Linked DNA regions of Homo sapiens: regions 1, 3 and 4 are each linked to region 2. A link is a contact called in ENCODE Hi-C or POLR2A ChIA-PET data. All regions are on one chromosome and are shown on one strand. Each heading gives the region's core, a stretch centred on a gene start or an enhancer-like site at or near the end of the contact. The rest is flanking DNA. Distances are from core to core; before and after follow the strand shown. Region 1 has its middle 77 kb from the start of FOXN3-AS1. Region 2 has its middle 130 kb from the start of FOXN3-AS2. Region 3 has its middle 60 kb from the start of FOXN3-AS1. Region 4 overlaps EFCAB11 (EF-hand calcium binding domain 11).

Region 1 (2,753 bases), core at 180-2,679, 210 kb after region 2:
GCAGAAATGTAAAGTTAATGGAAGGGACTGCAGTTTTCATTGCTGTGGTTCTGCCTCTGAAGTTTATGAGTACTGGTTGTGATTAGTTAAAGGGTAATCCTTACCTGCCCTGCTAATACTTGAAGACTAGGTTTTCTACTGGACCCTAACATCTTTTTGAGATTGCTTTTAAAAAGTGATGAATTTCTTTAACCAGTAAGGTGTGTATATATCCATTTTCTGTTCTGCTTTATTTTAGGAATGAATTTATTATTATTATCATAGTAAATAGCCAAGCATGATTCAATTTAGGAAAATAACAGGAAAAGTTTGCTCATCTTTTCTAGGCTAATTTTGCCATAATCCCCACAAATAAAGTAGTGGTTTCTTTAAAATATGCCAGTTCAGGGTCACAGAGCTGCACTTTTAAAGCCTACAAGTGATTATTTAGTGCGAAAATTGTATTCAAGTGAAACACATCAGCATGCAAATCTAAAACGTGGCCATTTTCATCTAGATTGAATATTATTAACCAGCCCAAGGGATATGATGTAATTAAGATTTTGAACAGCTTACTTTTGTCTACCGTGATGAATATTACCCCAATATTTAAAGCGGCTTACCAGTTGAATAATGAGAAGGTGGCCCAGTGCACCAATAACCATACATTTTGGCTTTTAGGTGCAGTGAATGAGTTTGACTTTTCTTCACAGGTCCAAGCATTGATAAGGACAGAGATATGAACTTGAAGCAAAAAAGAGAATGTTCAAATTCCAGGAAAATCACAATTCCTTTCTGAATAATGGCAGATTTCCATGTCATTGCCTACTCACTCATTTTAATACCTTCTTGCATGGGTTTAGGAATAAAGACCAAGTGGGGACAGATGAATCCCTTGTTAAGGGTTTATGCTTTTGCCTAATTAAAACTATTGGGTTTATAGCCTGCTAATGCAGCTCTACTTGGAAGGGAGAACAACTCTTAGCTTGGATCCACTTCAGAAAGTTTGCAAGGCCTCCCTCTGCCTTTCAGAGAACTGAGAAGGTACATTTCTGATAGCATCTTTCTTCTGGTGCCATTCCAGGATAACTGTTCTTAGGGGAGACAAGATGCTCACCTTTTCTGTCCTTCCCACACCATTTTAAAAGAAAGACAAAGTTCTTTATTTCTCCCAGGAGAAGTTCAGGAAAGGATCCATTGCAGAGCTGCACCACCTTAAGCAGACAGCCCAGCCGGCAGGCTAGGTTGGTACCACGGCTCATTTCAGCCATCCGTATTTTCAGGTGTACCATATGTATTTAGTACATCATTTGATAATGCTAAAAAAATATTAAAGCAGTGTGAGACTAAAGGAGAAAGAAGATGAATGTTAGCATTCCCCTGGGGTTCATGGGTGAAGGAATTAACACAGCGTGGCACTCTACCCTAGCTGTGTTTGTTTCCATGGCAACAGCTACGTACATGTTTCAGACTATCTACAGTGACACAGTTGCAGAAATAGTAGCTTGCAGGTTTCTGATATCGCATCAGTGGACAGGCGGCATGCACTATATTAAGTAAGTGTAAAAGAATTTAAAATATAGCTCTGGATTCAGATGTGTATTAGCTCAACTGAACGATGTGTCGGGGGTTGCGGCATTCCCCTTCTGCACGATGGCAAAATCTGGGCAAAGTTGAAAGTTGCAAGATTCCAGTCAAACAATTGTCCTTGCTTGGGTAAATATCCTCAAATGAAAAAAAATGTGAGTTACAAAGGTAAGAAAATGGCCTTGGCAGATGACATATCAAAGAAGGATATTGTTAATGAAGCTATTTTTTTTTTTTTTGGAGGGGGGTAGAGATGGATAAGAAATGAAAGCTTTGGTTGGAAATAGCTGAGTCTTAAAGCAAATCGAATGTGCAACAGAATCTTTTTAACAGCTGCTGAGTTTATGGCAACTAAGGTCTTTGAATGTATCACTGTAGAAATTGCTTTTATATCAGAATGATCAGGTGAGGAGCAGAGAGGTTGATTAGGTGTGCGGTTAAGGGGAAATCGGGGCTCCATTGTCTTTTCTGAAAGCTTATGTAAATATCTCATTCTCTCCAAGCTGACCCTGGTTTGTCTTTGACATTTGCTGCTACTTTTTAGTACCATTTGCTGGTATCTGTGTTGATCTCATGCTGCCACATTGTAACCTTATATGACTTCAGTGTTGGTTACAGAGCAACCAAGTAAAGATGATAGACTTTGTAAGTGTGTGACTTTGCAACCAAATTGTGCAGTAATTTCGGAGGAGTGTTCAAATGAGTATTTATTTGCCTGCTAGACCCCTACTTTTGAATAGCAGCCTAGGTATTAGGTTAATGGATTTCAATGTGCACGTTATGATTGTGGGAGCTTTCAAGTATGTTGTAGTGCAATTTACACTGAGTTTTTAATGTCAAAAAATTTTTTTATTTATGCCCATTATTCGATTTAAGCCTGCATTTACCTCATAGTTTTATTATTCGTGTATCAGTGAAGAGAATGTAAAATGGCATGGTAATTTAAGCTAATCTATTCATTTGAAGAAGGTTAGTTTTCCGACCATAGGTGGACTTTTAGAAAAAGCGATGCAGACAGCTCTTTGGGCTGTATGAGACTATTTTTTTATGTGCACAGGGAACTATCTACAGTATGTACTGCATATTATTCTTTATAGTCATTATTTGATCAGATGTTAAGAGAATACCTCTGAGGCGCTCGGAGTTTCTGAGCACCCACGCATGTGGAGGGCCAGGACAGGTTTTGG
Region 2 (2,700 bases), core at 184-2,683:
AGAGCCATGAGCCAATTAAACCTCTTTTCTCTGTAAATTTTGCAGCCTCAGGTATTTCTTTATAGCAGCCTGAGAACGAACTAATGCACATGTGGATCTAAGTGGTGCAGGGGGTGGACTGTCATGGGTGTTGTTGGTGCTCTGCCCAGATCCCTTCATATCCCCCTTTCCAGTTCATTGCCCCTAGCCCCAGCTTCTAAGTGGTTTACTCCTAAAGGTTCATACCCCTTCCTTCAGAGAACTTCCTTCCCTTAATCTATAGGAGCCACTTCACTGCAGAAGAGGTATTAAGCACCTAGACTCACTTAACGCGTCTAAATTAAGTGCCTAGACTCACCCAGACTCACCTCAGAACCAGAAGTGCTAGGTATTTTTGTCCCCCCACCCTTTCCAGGAAAGACTATAGCCAGTGACTAATTGGTGCAGGGTTATGAAAACCCCAGCTCCCTTGCCTCAAGTTGGGATAAATTCTAATTTATGCTCCAGAACTAGCTGGGGATCTTGCTGGGGCTGGAACTTCACCTTAAATTGCTCCCTTGCTTGGCTGCTTCTTTCCTATTCTGCTTCCCTTTCTAGTTTCTCCTGGAAGCTCTTCCTTAATAAATTGCTTGCACGCAAATCCTTGGCAACCCAAGACAGTTCCCTAGTAGAAAATACACTCTCGAGCTTCAAGTCAGTGACAAGGAAATAAAGAAAAAAAAAAAAAAAAAAAAACACTTAGTGAACAGCTATGGTTTACAAGAAAAAAAAAAAAAAATGTTAAAGCCCAGAATGGAGTACCTACCATGAGTCAATTGTCTTTGGTTTGGATTTTCATTTCCTAAGAATTTGATGATCATAAGTGGTTATTCTGGTAGTACATTACAGAGTGGGACATCTGTAAATTATCAATGATACATCAACATAAACCGTATGCCCCAGATTTTTTGGACAACCTTGATTTCAAGTTTTTAATCCCCTTGTCAGACCATGTTCCAGACAGTGTGTCCTGGCTGGTGTGGGTGTTTGGACAGCAAAGGGGGATGCTGGGCTAGCCAAGAGGCAGCTGAGAGGACGAACTTGAGCATTATAAAAAGGCAGACACTTGAAGTTAATAAGCACAACTGGACTTCAAGTCCTGGCTCCACCCCAACCAGCTGTAGGCCACATTTTATTCCTGTTAAAATGAAGTTCCCAGCTCCCACCTCACAGGATTGAAAATGAGGTGATGTATACAAAACGCTTAGCATTGCTCCTGGATTTCGTGAAGTTCAAGAGATGGTTCCTTTGGAGGGGAAGAAGAGTGGGTGAAGAACCCTCCAGTGGAGTTTGGGGACTTCATTGTCCTAATAGAGCCGGCAGGGGATGGGGGACCAGAGGTCGAGAGCCCACGTTGAAGCGTTGCATTCATCTAAATTTGCTGAGCGCCGTCTCCCTCCCAGGGCGCGGGACTCAATACTTGTACGCCAAGGGGGAAAAGGCCGTCAACTCGACCTGGAAGGGACGGCGCAACGCAGAATGAGCCGCGAGGCCCCGGGCCACCACGTGGCTTCCCGATGGCCTCCCCCGACCCTCCCCCACTCCGGCCCCGCAGGGGAAGTAGGTGAAGGGTGGAAGCCGAGAGACCGCGCCGCGGAGGCGGCCCGCCGCCGGTTTCCTAGCAACGCCCGCCCCGCCCCGCCCCGCTGGCGCGCCGGCGCCGGGAAGCGGGGGGGGGGCGGACCGCCGTTGCCATGGCAGCGCGGCGGCCGCGCCCGACGCCGCCGGCGCCTGCGGGAAACGCGGGCCAGGGGCCCAGAGTGGGCTGCCAGGTGGCGTCCCTGCCTAGCTCCCACTCCGGGATGGACCAGACCTCGCGCCCGGGGGTGTCAGTGGAGAAACCGAGTCGCCCCGAAAGGTGGCAGGGCCGCAAGGCCGGTCGGCCCCACTCACTCCCCCGCCGACTGGGGCGACTGAGAGCTTGGAGACTTTCCAGTTTGTCTGGTGGGGTCTGAGTTGGTCTTCGGGGCCGGAGTAGGCCAAGGGAATTTTTTTGATTTTGGAATCTCTTCGGACCTTTTTTCCACACCTAGTCAAGACTGCACGCGTGTGCACACACGCATACGCACGTCTGCAGCCTGATGTCCCATCCTTTTACCCTAGGTGTTGTCACCTGAAGGTTCTTTAATCTCGGAAAGAGAATATGCAAAAGATAGCAGCTGCCAAAAGCTGCCTTTTAAAACGACTTTGAAAATCAGTGTTATTTCCCGAGGGCCATTTAAACGGAAAACCTCCGTGCCTGGAAGGGTGTTCTAGATTCTGGACTCAAATTTGCATTATTCTAAATCACTTTTTGCAGTGAGCTGCGATTGGAGAATTCAGTTGTGGAGTATTAAATTTAACCGTACACCCATTTAGCTAGTGTAATGATCGCTTGGCCAAAAGACCCACTCACAAAGACAAAGCCACACGCTTCTCAGTCGTTCTCTGGCTTGAGTGTTTTTAATAGAGGCGGAGTCAGTCACATGTTTGTGAGTTTAATCAAATTGACAAGGGCTCTGAGCGAGAAAAGCTTACTGTCTAATTCGAAGGCAACATTAGGTACATAGAGATGCATTCTCTTTGGACTTATTTGAATCAGAGCTTTTCAAATGGAATCCTCTCCTGCACATATTTTTCTCGATCTGCTGCAACTGGAAAATTTAAATCAAAATCTTATTTCTTATATTCATTTTGATGGTA
Region 3 (2,811 bases), core at 6-2,505, 220 kb after region 2:
ACAGGCGTGCACCACCACGCCTAGCTAATTTTTGTATTTTCAGTAGAGACAGGGTTTCACCATGTTGGCCAGGCTGGTCTCAAACTCCTGACCTCAAGTGATCCGCCTGCCTCGGCCTCCAAAAGTGCTGGGATTATACACGTGAGCCACTGTGCTCAGTCGGTGTTGTGGTAATTAAATAAAATCATTCTCTTAAAGTACTTGGCCCAGTACTTTATTCTGTGGCAGCTCTTAAAATTACTATTATGGTTCTTATTACCCAAGAATGTATGATCCTGACTGATAATTGGAAGTAAGATTAAAATATGTATTTTATTTAAGTGAGAATTAATCTAAAAGATTTCCAAACCAGTTGTTTTTGTGTACTGAAAGATAAGATGAATTTGAGAATTCATTCATTGTTTATTCAACAAACAGCCCTTGTTTGTATTAGTCCATTCTTGCACTGCTATAAAGAAACACCTGAGACTGGGTAATTTATAAGAAAAGAGATTGAATTGGTTCATGGTTCTGCAGGCTGTACAGGAAGCATAGTGGCATCTGCTTCTGAGGAGGCCTCAGGAAGCTTCCAATCATGGCAGAAAGCAAGGTGGGGGCAGGCACGTCACATGGCGAGAATGGGAGAAAGAGGTGAGGGGAGGCGCCACACACTTTCAAACAACTAGACCTTATGTGAACTCAGAGTGAGAACACACTTATCACCAAGGGGATGACCCAAGCCACTCATGAGGGTTCCTCCCCCATGACCCAGACACCTCCACCAGGCCACACCTCCAACATTGGCGATTACATTTCAACATGAGATTTGGGTGGGGACAAATATCCAAACTATATCAGCGTTGAAGGCCTTGTGGAAGCTCTTGGTATAACCTGTGAGGGGTCATCAGGCCAGATCCAGTCTCCTCTCAAGGGATAAAGGACTTTGGTTATTTTTTTTTTCTCCTGTTGTTCTCATCAACATTATCACGATTGCCATAAAAAATTGACTCAATGCCTATTTACACATGGCAAATAGGCATCGTGCCGGCCACTTTAATATACATGGTCTTTGTCTTCCAAGAATTCAGAAATTAAGCTGGTCTAAATCCTTATTTGTTGCTGAAAGCTCTGGGTCTGGCCCAGAGCCTTCAAGTTGGTTCCCTTCAGCCCAGTCATCCTGGCTGGCCGTGGTGTATTCTCAAGATGCAGGCTTGGAAAGTCTTTGCCCCTTGGCTGCTCTGCCCGAGGAAGAAGGCCTTGGCACTCTTTGCAGCTGTGTTCTTGGCTGTTGTGGGTGAGGCCCCAAGGCCGAAAGTGGGAATGCCCTTTTAGTTAGAATTCATTTCCTTCAGAAGCACATAAACTACTTTCTTATCAAGGGTTGAAGTGACTCCTGGGGAGAAAGTGTTGATTTCTTTTTTTTAAGATGGCTTTATAACACCCTAGAAAAGATGTTTCACAGAAATTCTCTGAAGGAAGATAGGAAGATAAGGAAGTGTAAAACATTCTCAAGTGAAAGGAGAAATATGGAATACTCCTCAGATCGGGGATCCAGTCTGGTCTATTTCAGTGGTTTCTGGACCCTAGGGAGCTTCTGTGTGGGAGGCAGAGGCAATTCCGAGGTGCCGTGCTTGGGCTTAGTCTAAGGGGGTGGGGGACACAGACAGTACACAGATATGCACAAGTAGGTATTCAAACGTGAGTGTTCCCCCAGTCTAAGGCAAAATGAGAAAAATAAGCTCAAGACAGTGAGTTCAATATCCTTACTTGGCAAAACAAAAAGTTGGCCATGTACATACGCCTGTCCCTAAAACTATTTTTGAAATTTTATTGCTGGGTGAAATCCAGATCCCAGAGCCTCCTTGCCTGGGGTTCTCTTGCCCCTTCTCCTGGGTGTCATTCTTGCCTCCTTCTCTATTTCTCCCTCCTGGCGCCTTACTACCATTCACTGCAGGTCTGAAGACAGTGGCTTATCCTTCTTATGAAAAAGAAGATTATCACGTGTTAGAGATACACCAGCAATGAAGACTTTCTTCCTGGTTTAAGGAGTGGGGGGATAGCATTTGAAAAGATAAACAGGCATCGGTCTTCAGCACTCTAGGTCACTCAGGTTTATCTCCTGGTGGAAATGTGGCGGACCCAACCCCCTGCGAAGGCAGAGGTGACTCTTAATCGCTGTGGAAAATACGACACTGTGCTGTTTCCCTCTAGTGAATATGTTTATGTGGTTTATGTGTCCATGTTGATTTCTCTCTCACTCTGATGTGTGCATATGAACTCCCAAAATGGATATTTGAGCATTAACCAGAGATCAAGTCATTTGAGCCCAAACTCAACTATGCTCAAAGCTCATAGCTCCCTCAGTGGTGGTGTCAACATAGTACACGCGAGAGCATTTTGGTTTAATTGGGCAGAATTTGGTTCAGAGGAGCAGTTGGGGGTCCGAGCAGGGGCATCTGCCGGGAGTCTGAGGAGGAAGGGCTGTTTTGAAGTTGGGATCTCTTGAAGGAGAATGGCATTCAGATTGGCCCAGTCAATATGATAGATGTATCAGCTCACGGTGAAGGAGGGGAGAGGCTTTTGGAAAGGGCATTATCTCACCCCAAAAGTGCAGTCAGATGGCCTCTGAACAGGTGGACTTTTACCTAACACTAGGACTCTAGTACAAAAAGGTGTGTGTTTGTGACATGCAAACATCCGAGAGCAAGAAGTTTAAACCCATTCCTCAGTGTTTATTCCTGCTGGAAGTTGATGAGACTTAATTGCCTTTGCCTACCCCTCCCACGGCACCCCCACCCCAAATACCACAGGTTATCCTTATCTCACAGCGAT
Region 4 (2,707 bases), core at 51-2,550, 150 kb before region 2:
CAAAAATGGAACCAATGACCATCCAGCATTTTATTGGTGATTTTTTTATAGGAACTTTCAGAAAAAAAAGAAAGACCAGGTCAGTAACAGCTATAGGGTGTTAAAAAAAATCAACCCAAAGGCATTTATAAAGTGAGCCAGGCATCGGGAACCGTGTTTTTACATAATTACCTCATTTCAAGTAAGTTTTCTTTCAATTCTTCATCCTCCAACCAGTCTTTCCGTCTTCGTGCGTCATGATTATAGCACTTTTTGGTCTGTATCTGTTTGCCACTTGACTGGGAGTGCCCAAAGGGCAGAGCTGTGAAATGCGTCTTTGAATCCAGATGAGCAAGGCAATGCCTGGCCCTTAGTTGATTTTTATTATTTGTGGTTGAGTTTAACAAGCCTATAAGTAAATACCATTATCTTCTTTTTCTCTGTAAGAAAGATAACACTCAGAGGATTGGAAAACTTGAGTGCAGCCCATAGTTAGTAAGTGGCAGAGTTTGAGCTTCAAAGCCAGGTCTATATTTTCTGCTTCAGTTCACATGCACCCAGGAGAACTCTAGGAGGGAACTGTGTTGGGAGCCCCAAGTAGTATCCTTGTAGTTCTCAGCTAGGAGAAATTACTTAGGAGGCATTTCTGTCTTTGCCCAGAATGAATCACTGTAGTTTAAGAGACTGCCAAAAGGAAACAGTCTGTTGATTGGATAAAAGGGTCTTGAAAATAAGCTGGCTTTTGCAAACCATATATCTGATAAAGGTTAATATCTAAAATTGATAAAGGACTCATACAACTCAATAGTAGAAAAACAGATAGCCCAATTTAAAAATGGGCAAAGGTCCTAAATAGACATTTCTCCAAAGAAGACATAAAAATGACCAACAGGTACATGAAAAGGTGCCCAGTATTATTAATCATCAGGGAAATGCAAATCAAAATCACTGTGAGATGCTACTTCATAGCTGTTAGGATGGCTATTATCAAAAAGTTAAAAGATAACCAATATTGGCAAAGGTGTAGAGGAGGGAACTCTTATATACCGTTGGGAATGTACATTGGTACAGCCATTATGGAAATCAGTATGGAGATTTCTAAAGAAATTCAAAATACGGCATGGTGACTCATGCCTGTAATCCCAGCACTATGGGAGGCCAAGGTGGGCGGATTGCTTGAGCTCAGGAGTTCGAGACCAGCCTGAGCAACATGGTGAAACTCTGTCTCTACAAAAAAATACAAAAATTAGGCAGGTGTGGTGGCACGCGCCTGTAGTCCCAGTTATTTGGGGGACTAAGCCAGGATAATCACCCAAACCTGGGAGGCAGAGGGTACAGTGAGCCAAGATTGCACCACTGCACTCCAGCATTGATGACAAAGCAAGATCTTGTCTCAAAAAAAAAAAAAAGAGAGAGAGAGAGAAATTAAAAATAGAACTACCATATGACTCAGGAATTCCTTTTCTGGGAATATACCCAAAGGAAATAAAATTCACCACTTTGTAAAGATATCTGCCGATAATTGCAGCATTATTCACAATAGCCAAGATATAGAAACAACCTAAGAGTTCATTGCTGGACAAATGGATAAAGAAACTGTGGTGTATATATACGATGGAGTATTATTCAGCCTTAAAAGTGATCCTGACAGTTGTCACCACATGGATGAACCTGGTGGGCTTTATACCAGGTGACATAAACCACATACAGAAAGCCAAATATTGCATGATTTCACTTATATGTGGAATCTAAAAAACAAAAACCCAGTCAAATATACAGAGAGAATAAAACAGTGGTTACCAGGGCTGTGGGGGCATGCCAGGAAATGGGGAGATACAGGTCAGAGGATACAAAGTAGCAGATGTGTAGGAAGAACAAGCCTAGAGGCCTAAGGTACAACATGAGCACTACAGGTAATAAAATTGTGCTGCATTTGGGATTCATGTGAAATGAGTAGATTTTAGCTATTTTTGCCACAAAAACAAAAAAATGGGTAACTGTGCAATAGTTAGTTGGGATATGTTAATTTGCTTTGCTATAGTAACCATTTTCCTATCGGTATGTATCCCATATCATCATGTTGTATATGTTAAATATACACAATACAATGTATTCATTTATTGTTTGAGATGGAGTGTCACTCTGTTGCCCAGGCTGGAGTACAGAGGCACGATCATGGCTCACTGCAGCCTCAACTTCCCAGACTCAAGCAATCCTCCCACCTCAGCCTCCCGAGTAGGTGGGACTACAGGTGCACACCACCCTGCCCAGCTAATTTTTGTATTTTTTGTAGAGATGGGGTTTCGCCACGTTGCCCAGGCTGGTCTTGAAGTTCTGGGCTCAAGTGATTCTCCTGCCTCTGCCTCCCAAAGTGCTGGGATTACAGGCATGCCACCACACCTGGCCTAACATTTATTAAAAAAAAAAAAAAGAAGCTGTCCTATTCAGGCTACAAAAGAACTTTTGGTATTACCTGATGTTCTTCATTCTGTAAGTGGGACACTGAAATTTCCTCATGCCTAAAATGCTAAGTAAGGGAAAGTCCTCTTTTTTCTTTCCCATTTTTCCAGGGATTCTGACCTGGGTGATGCAAGAATTGAACATCGTATTTAGATAGGAAGTTGGAGCTCAGTAAATGAGGAGATTGTGTATCAAACCCCCGACCAAGCTACTGAGACTTCCTGATCACTCTTAAGAGGCCCCAATGCAAGAGTCTAGGCCCTAAGCT

The links. A loop is a pair of places that touch in the nucleus more often than their neighbours do. ChIA-PET counts read pairs that join two places held with the same protein, here RNA polymerase II (POLR2A). Pooled maps may share reads with other maps.
Region 1: a pooled map shows a loop between it and region 2 (2.2-fold over the local background). The contact joins two enhancer-like sites. A Hi-C loop is called at or near these places in 1 of 50 pooled maps. POLR2A ChIA-PET finds 5 or more read pairs at or near these places in 3 of 52 experiments (T-cell, activated CD4-positive, alpha-beta T cell and activated CD8-positive, alpha-beta memory T cell).
Region 3: POLR2A ChIA-PET joins it to region 2 with 11 read pairs in T-cell. The contact joins two enhancer-like sites. POLR2A ChIA-PET finds 5 or more read pairs at or near these places in 4 of 52 experiments (T-cell, activated CD4-positive, alpha-beta T cell, activated CD8-positive, alpha-beta memory T cell and 1 more).
Region 4: a map of aorta shows a loop between it and region 2 (2.0-fold over the local background). The contact joins two enhancer-like sites. A Hi-C loop is called at or near these places in 3 of 168 maps with a recorded cell type or tissue (IMR-90, aorta and ascending aorta) and 4 of 50 pooled maps. POLR2A ChIA-PET finds 5 or more read pairs at or near these places in 2 of 52 experiments (Panc1 and naive thymus-derived CD4-positive, alpha-beta T cell).

The regions. Positions count from the first base shown.
Region 1 is chr14:89,492,912-89,495,664 of GRCh38, reverse strand. It overlaps a transcript of FOXN3 not described here. Among named protein-coding and RNA genes, the nearest start is that of FOXN3-AS1, 77 kb to the right of the region's middle. Within about 2 kb of position 1,429, at least 2 of the 41 ENCODE cell types and tissues checked have a DNase peak (open chromatin) inside an H3K27ac peak, as active enhancers do.
Region 2 is chr14:89,700,669-89,703,368 of GRCh38, reverse strand. No RefSeq gene overlaps it. Among named protein-coding and RNA genes, the nearest start is that of FOXN3-AS2, 130 kb to the right of the region's middle. RefSeq lists a silencer at 1,645-1,704. Within about 2 kb of position 1,433, at least 26 of the 41 ENCODE cell types and tissues checked have a DNase peak (open chromatin) inside an H3K27ac peak, as active enhancers do; they include ascending aorta, where a contact is called at or near this core.
Region 3 is chr14:89,476,000-89,478,810 of GRCh38, reverse strand. It overlaps a transcript of FOXN3 not described here. Among named protein-coding and RNA genes, the nearest start is that of FOXN3-AS1, 60 kb to the right of the region's middle. Within about 2 kb of position 1,255, at least 4 of the 41 ENCODE cell types and tissues checked have a DNase peak (open chromatin) inside an H3K27ac peak, as active enhancers do.
Region 4 is chr14:89,854,874-89,857,580 of GRCh38, reverse strand. The region is part of intron 5 of EFCAB11 (EF-hand calcium binding domain 11); the gene reads left to right. Among named protein-coding and RNA genes, the nearest start is that of EFCAB11, 99 kb to the left of the region's middle. Within about 2 kb of position 1,300, at least 2 of the 41 ENCODE cell types and tissues checked have a DNase peak (open chromatin) inside an H3K27ac peak, as active enhancers do; they include ascending aorta, where a contact is called at or near this core.